Linked DNA regions of Homo sapiens: region 2 is linked to region 1. Evidence: chromatin contacts called from ENCODE Hi-C or POLR2A ChIA-PET data. All regions are on one chromosome and are shown on one strand. The core of a region is the stretch at or near the end of the contact, and the rest is flanking DNA. Distances in the headings are between cores, read along the strand shown. Region 1 overlaps LIN54 (lin-54 DREAM MuvB core complex component). Region 2 has its middle 68 kb from the start of COQ2.

Region 1 (3,018 bases), core at 191-2,690:
ATAAAGCAATCATATGGTATGAGTTTTTTCTCTCAGCATGCTTTTGAGATTTATCTTTATCGTTTTACTTATTAGTAGTTCTATTCCTTTTTACTGCTGAGTAATATTCCATTGTACAAATTGACCACAATTTGTATATGCATTCATCTGTTAATGGACATTTGGACTGTTTCCAGTTTGGAACTATGATGAATAATTCTGCTATAAACTGCTATAAATACTTAGGTTCAAGTTTTTTCAGAAAATACGTTTTTCATTTCTTTTGAGTAAATATCTAGAAGATCTGGCAATTCCTTCTAGGTGAATCACATGGTAAGTTTATTTTTAATTTTGCATGAAACTGCTAAACTATTTCCCAACTTAGCTGTACCATTTTATACACCCTCCAGCAATGTATGAGAGTTCCAGCTGCTGCACAGCCTCACCAACAATTGGTATTGTCAGTCTTCTGTTGGTCTTTTCAACTCCAGCCATTCTAGCCTATGTGAAGTGATATCTCATTGTGTTTTTAATTTGCAATTCCCAGATGATTAATGACTCTAGCCTCTTTTCATGTGCATATTGTCTGTCTGTATATCTTCCTTTGACAAGTTCCTGTTAAATTTTTTTTTCTTTTAAAAATACTGGGTTTGGCCGGGCGCGGTGTCTTATGCCTGTAATCCCAGCACTTTGGGAGGCCGAAGCAGGCAGACCACAAGGTCAGGAGATCGAGACCATCCTGTCTAACATGGTGAAACCCCATCTCTATTAAAAATACAAAAAATTAGCCAGGCGCGGTGGTGGGTGCCTGTAGTCCCAGCTACTCAGGAGGCTGAGGCAGGAAAATGGCGTGAACCCGGGAGGCGGAGCTTGCAGTGAGCCAAGATCACGTCACTGCACTCCAGCCTGGGCAACAGAGCCAGACTCTCTCTCAAGAAAAAAAAAAAATACCAGGTTTACAGTCTTATTGAATTGGATGAATTCATTATGTATACTGTGAAGTTATCAGTCACTTATAACATCTTAAAGGACTCACTAGGGTTTTGGGACACCAAAGTACTAGCACTTCTTTATGTCGCTCTTCCTGATCAAAGAATCCCCTCTGGCACTTATGGGAATTCACAGCACAAGAATGTAAAAGTATCAACATCAAATATACATCAGCAATGACAATCACAACAACAATATACAACAAAGGGCTCCACTCACAATGTCACACTAGCTTTCTTCCCCAAACCCCAAGAGTTGAATCTGGATACTACCCCCAACGAATGATGATTTAGTTCCTATATCCAACAGAACCATAAAAGTTTGACTCCTTCCTCTCCCTGAAGTTCTTCCAGCATATTTAGACATAGGGGTATGGCCTTTGGTCCCCATAAGGACACACAGACATCAGCCCAACCCCTATTAATCTTTCTCTTTAAAGCACCTGAAATTAAAGAGTAGGAGGAGGGAGAGGTCAGGCCACAGAGGGAGACTGTGGCTTTAGAGCAGTAAGCAAAGCTTGCATTTACTTTCATTTTCAAGCATTAACCCCTGCAGCTCAACCAAACTTCTAAGGTTTTGAATCCACCTAAAGCTCTATATCCTTATTGTGGACACCATATGTTCTGCTTTGAGGGCTCCTTAACTCAGCAGCTATAGCCACATTGCCTTTCAGCAGAGCAGGGGCCATGAAGTTGAGTGTACAACAACCAAAGCACCATTCAGGTGGTATGTTTCAATCCTACCTCTCAACTAAGCCTCTAAATTATTCATTAACAGGTAGAACAGTGGAGGACTTTCATTCTCCCCATCCCCACTGCCCTTGCCCACCACCTGGGTGAGACCATTCACTAACAGATGCCAGAGAGAATTTTCATATCTCCTAACCTAGCCCAAGAGGCCCTCATCCTTCCTCCTTCAGAATGCCATGCCTGTCAGCACCCCATCCTCATGGCCAAAACTATCAAGAACTGTGAGGGTCTGAGACTTTCAACTCTCTTTGAAAGCTAACAAAGTAGCCTAGTAATCTTCCATGGATACCGGCAGAAGACACAGTAGTCATGTGTCAGAGACAAAAGGACTTTTGACTCACAGTACAGCAAGGAACATGAGCATTATGTGTGTATCAGTTCCCCCATATCCCCCAAGTCCCGCAGGGAAGACACAGGGGGGTCCAGGTAGATGCCACATATGCAGTAGGTTTGTATCATAACTTAGGAACCCTGAGCTTAGGTAACACAAATCTTTTTTTTTTTTTCTGAGACAGAGTCTCACTCGGTCGCCCAGGTTGGAGTGCAGTGGCGCGATCTCGGCTCATTGCAAGCTCCGCCTCCCAGGTTCATGCCATTCTCCTGCCTCAGCCTCCTGAGTAGCTGGGACTACGGGCGCCCGCCACCACGCCCGGCTAATTTTTTGTATTTTTAGTAGAGACAGGGTTTCACCATGTTAGCCAGGATGGTCTCGATCTCCTGACCTCGTGATCCGCCCGCCTCCGCCTCCCAAAGTGCTAGGATTACAGGCGTGAGCCACCGCGCCCAGCCAGGGAACCCAAATCTTTTATAACGGGCCAAAGCAAACCTGCTCTTTGCCCAGAGGGAGATATTATCTTTATTATACTGGACAATAAGCAAATCTGCCCTTTGCTACAGAGGGAGATGCTATATCATCCCAGGCTGTTTGCTATACACATATCCTTGAAAAGATCATTTAAAACAAAAGGGCTGTCACTGCCTCACTGGTAAGAGGTACAGAAATGCAAGGACCCATGAAGAAGTCAGGTGCAATGGCGTGCACCTGTAGTCCCAGCTATTCAGGAGGATGAGATGGGAGGATCGCTTGAGGCCAGAAGTTCAAGGCTGCAGTGCACCACTGTACTCCAGCCTGGGCAACACAGTGACAGCCTGTCTCTTAAGAAAAAAAAAAAAAAAAAAAAAGACCCATGGAAAATTGTCTCCCAAATAACTATATCTTATTTATGTTAGCAATGTTGTGCACTTTAAGTATATAGGTCTTATACATATTTTGTTAAATTTATCCTTAAGTATTTCATGT
Region 2 (3,018 bases), core at 259-2,758, 230 kb after region 1:
CAACAGCATCAAATAAATAAAATACTTATCCAAGAAAGTGAAAGGCATATAGTAAACTGTAAAACATTGCTAAATGAAATTAAATAAGACACAAACAGAAAGACATCTCATGTTCAGGGATTGGAAGCATTAAAATATCCATACTACACAAAGCAATATACAGATCCAATGCAATGCTTATCAAAGATTCCAATGTCATTGTTTATAGAAATAGAAAAAAAATACTAAAATCCATATAGAATCTCAAAAATAGCCAAAACATCTTGAGAAAGGAAAACAAGGCTGGAAGCCTCACACTTCCTGATTTTAAAGCATTACAGAGGTAGGGTAATTAAAACAGAATGTCACTGACATAAAGACAGACATATAGACCAATGGTACAGAATAAGGAGCCCAGAAATAAACTCTCATGTATATCATCAAATGATCTTTGACAAGAGTGTCAAGACAACACAATGGGGAAAGGATAGTTTCTCAACAAATGGAATTGGGAAAACCGGATATCCACCTGCAAAAGAATGAAATTGGACTCTTGACTGTACAAAAATTAACTGAAAATGTATTAAAGACCTAAATGTAAGACCTGAAGCTATAAAACTCTTAGGAGAAAATATAGGAGGAAATCTTCATGACATTGGATTTGGCAATGATGTCTAGTGTATGACACAAAAGCACAGGTGACAAAAGCAAAAATAGCAAGTGGGACTGCAAAAACTTCTGTGCAGGAAAGGAAACAATCAACAGAGTGGAAAGGCAACCTGCAGAATGGGAGCAAATATCTGTAAACCATAGATCTGATAAGGAGTTAATATCCAGAATATATAAAGAACTCCTACAACTCAACCACATAAAAATAAATAATTCGATTAAAAAATAGGCAGGCTGGGTACAGTGGCTCATGCCTGTAATCCCAGCACTTTGGGAGGTGGAGGCAGGCGGATCACCTGAGGTCAGGAGTTCGAGACCAGCCTGACCAACATGGAGAAACCCCGTCTCTACTAACAATACAAAATTAGCTGGGTGTGGTGGCGCATGCCTGTAATCCTAGCTACTCAGGAGGCTGAGGCGGGAGAATCGCTTGAACTCAGGAGGCAGAGGTTACAGTGAGCTGAGATTGTGCCATTGCACTCCAGCCTGGGCAACAAGAGTGAAACTCCGTCTCAAAAAAAAAAAAAAAAACCAAAAAAACAAATTAATTGCAGCTTTTGCCATTTTTTTTTAAATATGGAAACCACAATTACTTTTGCAGCAATCTAATAAAGTAGTCAAACTCCTAGAAACAGAAAGTGAATGGTGGTTAACAGGGGCTGGGGGAGAGGGGAATAGGAAGTTCTTTAATAGGTGTTTCTGTATGGGAAGATTAAAAAGTTCTGGAGATAGACCATGGTGATGATAGCACAACATGTGAATGTACTTACTGCCACTGAATGGTGCACTTAAAAATGGTTAAGATGGGTCCTGGGCAGGGTGGCCCACTCCAAGGCCTGGGTGCAGTGGGAGGGTCCTGACGTGGTGTCCCTAGAGGCCCTCCCTGCCCCTTTCTCCCCCTGAAAGGCGTGTGTCCCCTCTCTGTACCTCGCTGGAAGCCCAGCCGCTGGCGCAGCACGTGTTCCTGGCATACCAGGCTCACGTGCATGTTAGTGAGCCACAAGATGCAGGGATGGAGAAGAAAGCCTTCGCCTACCAGTAGCTGCCTGCTAGGCACCAGGGGATGGGCTGATTTGCTCCAGAATGAATCCACATCAGGAATAGCAGTTACAATTGAGGCCGCCACCTGATTAAGTCTGTAGTAATCTCTCATTCTCCAGATCTGCCTGTCTTCTGCAAAGGCCAAACAGGCCAAGTGAGGACACCTTGAGATGGTGGACCCCCGCCAGCTGGGAAGAGGACCCTCACCTGACCATGCTGATGCTCTGATTGCAGACTTCCAACCTCCAGAACTGTGAGAAAATAAATATTTGTTGCTTAAACCACACACAAAATGGGCTAAGATGGTGAATTTTATGTATATTTTCCCACAGATACACACATACACACAAGATATACTTGAACAACACCCGCGGGGATTCTGATTAATCTGGGGCTTGGGAAAATGCATTTCAAATATGCGACTGAGGTGGTTTTGATAGGGGTAAACAAGAAGTGAAAGAAACAGGAAGATGAACTGTTACCCGTAATGTGAGAAACCTATGAGGAAGCTGAACCACCCTGTGGGGTTCTGTCACTGGGAGTGACTTCCTGGTGTTCTGCTGAGCTACTCATTTTTCACTGTTTTGGTTATTGAGGTTGAACTGCTTGAATGAAAGGTGCGATACTGGGCTCTGGGTGGGGAGAGCAAAATCTGTTAATCTCAGGGGAGATGATCAAATACAAGAAGTGCAGAACTGAAGCTCTCAAAGGGACCTTGGTAACTTCTAGCAGCTCAGCTCTCCACTTCCTCCTCTGTGCAGTGGGAAAATGAAGCCCAGTTTACGTGTTGTTATTATAGAGACCAAATGAGATAAAAGGTGTGAAAGTGTTTTTTACTTTTTAATCAATTACTCAGTTTACTCATAGGGTGAGTGCTTAAATATGGGCTCCATAAAGGGTCAGGGCAAAAGTTCTCAACCCCGAGTACATATTAACATTACTTGAGGAGCTTTGAAAAATACCCAGATTGACCTCCTCCCCTCCACGATTCTCAGTCCACTGGTCTGGGGAGGGCACCGAGTTTGGGCATTTTTTAAAAATCTCTCAGGTTTTTCTACTGGCAGCCAGGCTTGAGCACTACCCCTCTATTAGTGGTGAATTCTAAGTGGTAAAACGGGAAAGGCTTAATCAAGAAGGACTTGTTTGAGCTAGACCTTATGTAAGATTTGAGGAATAATATTTTGGGACTAGGTAGTATATATACACACTATAAAATTTAGAAGTCTAAAAGGATTTATCATGAAAAGTGTATCTTCTCTGTCCTTCTCTCTGGAGGGGAGTCAGCAACTCTGACCAGCTCTCTTTATTTTTATTTTTTTGAGACAGGGC

What was found. A loop is a pair of places that touch in the nucleus more often than their neighbours do. ChIA-PET counts read pairs that join two places held with the same protein, here RNA polymerase II (POLR2A). Pooled maps may share reads with other maps.
Region 2: a loop to region 1 is called in a pooled map, with 2.4 times the contacts of the local background. The contact joins two enhancer-like sites. A Hi-C loop is called at or near these places in 2 of 50 pooled maps. POLR2A ChIA-PET finds 5 or more read pairs at or near these places in 5 of 52 experiments (OCI-LY7, SK-N-SH, WTC11 and 2 more).

What each region holds. Positions count from the first base shown.
Region 1 is chr4:82,988,276-82,991,293 of GRCh38, forward strand. All of the region lies in intron 1 of LIN54 (lin-54 DREAM MuvB core complex component), which reads right to left. Among named protein-coding and RNA genes, the nearest start is that of LIN54, 21 kb to the right of the region's middle. RefSeq lists enhancers at 1,531-1,580, 1,631-1,740. Within about 2 kb of position 1,441, at least 4 of the 41 ENCODE cell types and tissues checked have a DNase peak (open chromatin) inside an H3K27ac peak, as active enhancers do.
Region 2 is chr4:83,215,628-83,218,645 of GRCh38, forward strand. No RefSeq gene overlaps it. Among named protein-coding and RNA genes, the nearest start is that of COQ2, 68 kb to the right of the region's middle. RefSeq lists an enhancer at 1,381-1,450. Within about 2 kb of position 1,509, at least 14 of the 41 ENCODE cell types and tissues checked have a DNase peak (open chromatin) inside an H3K27ac peak, as active enhancers do.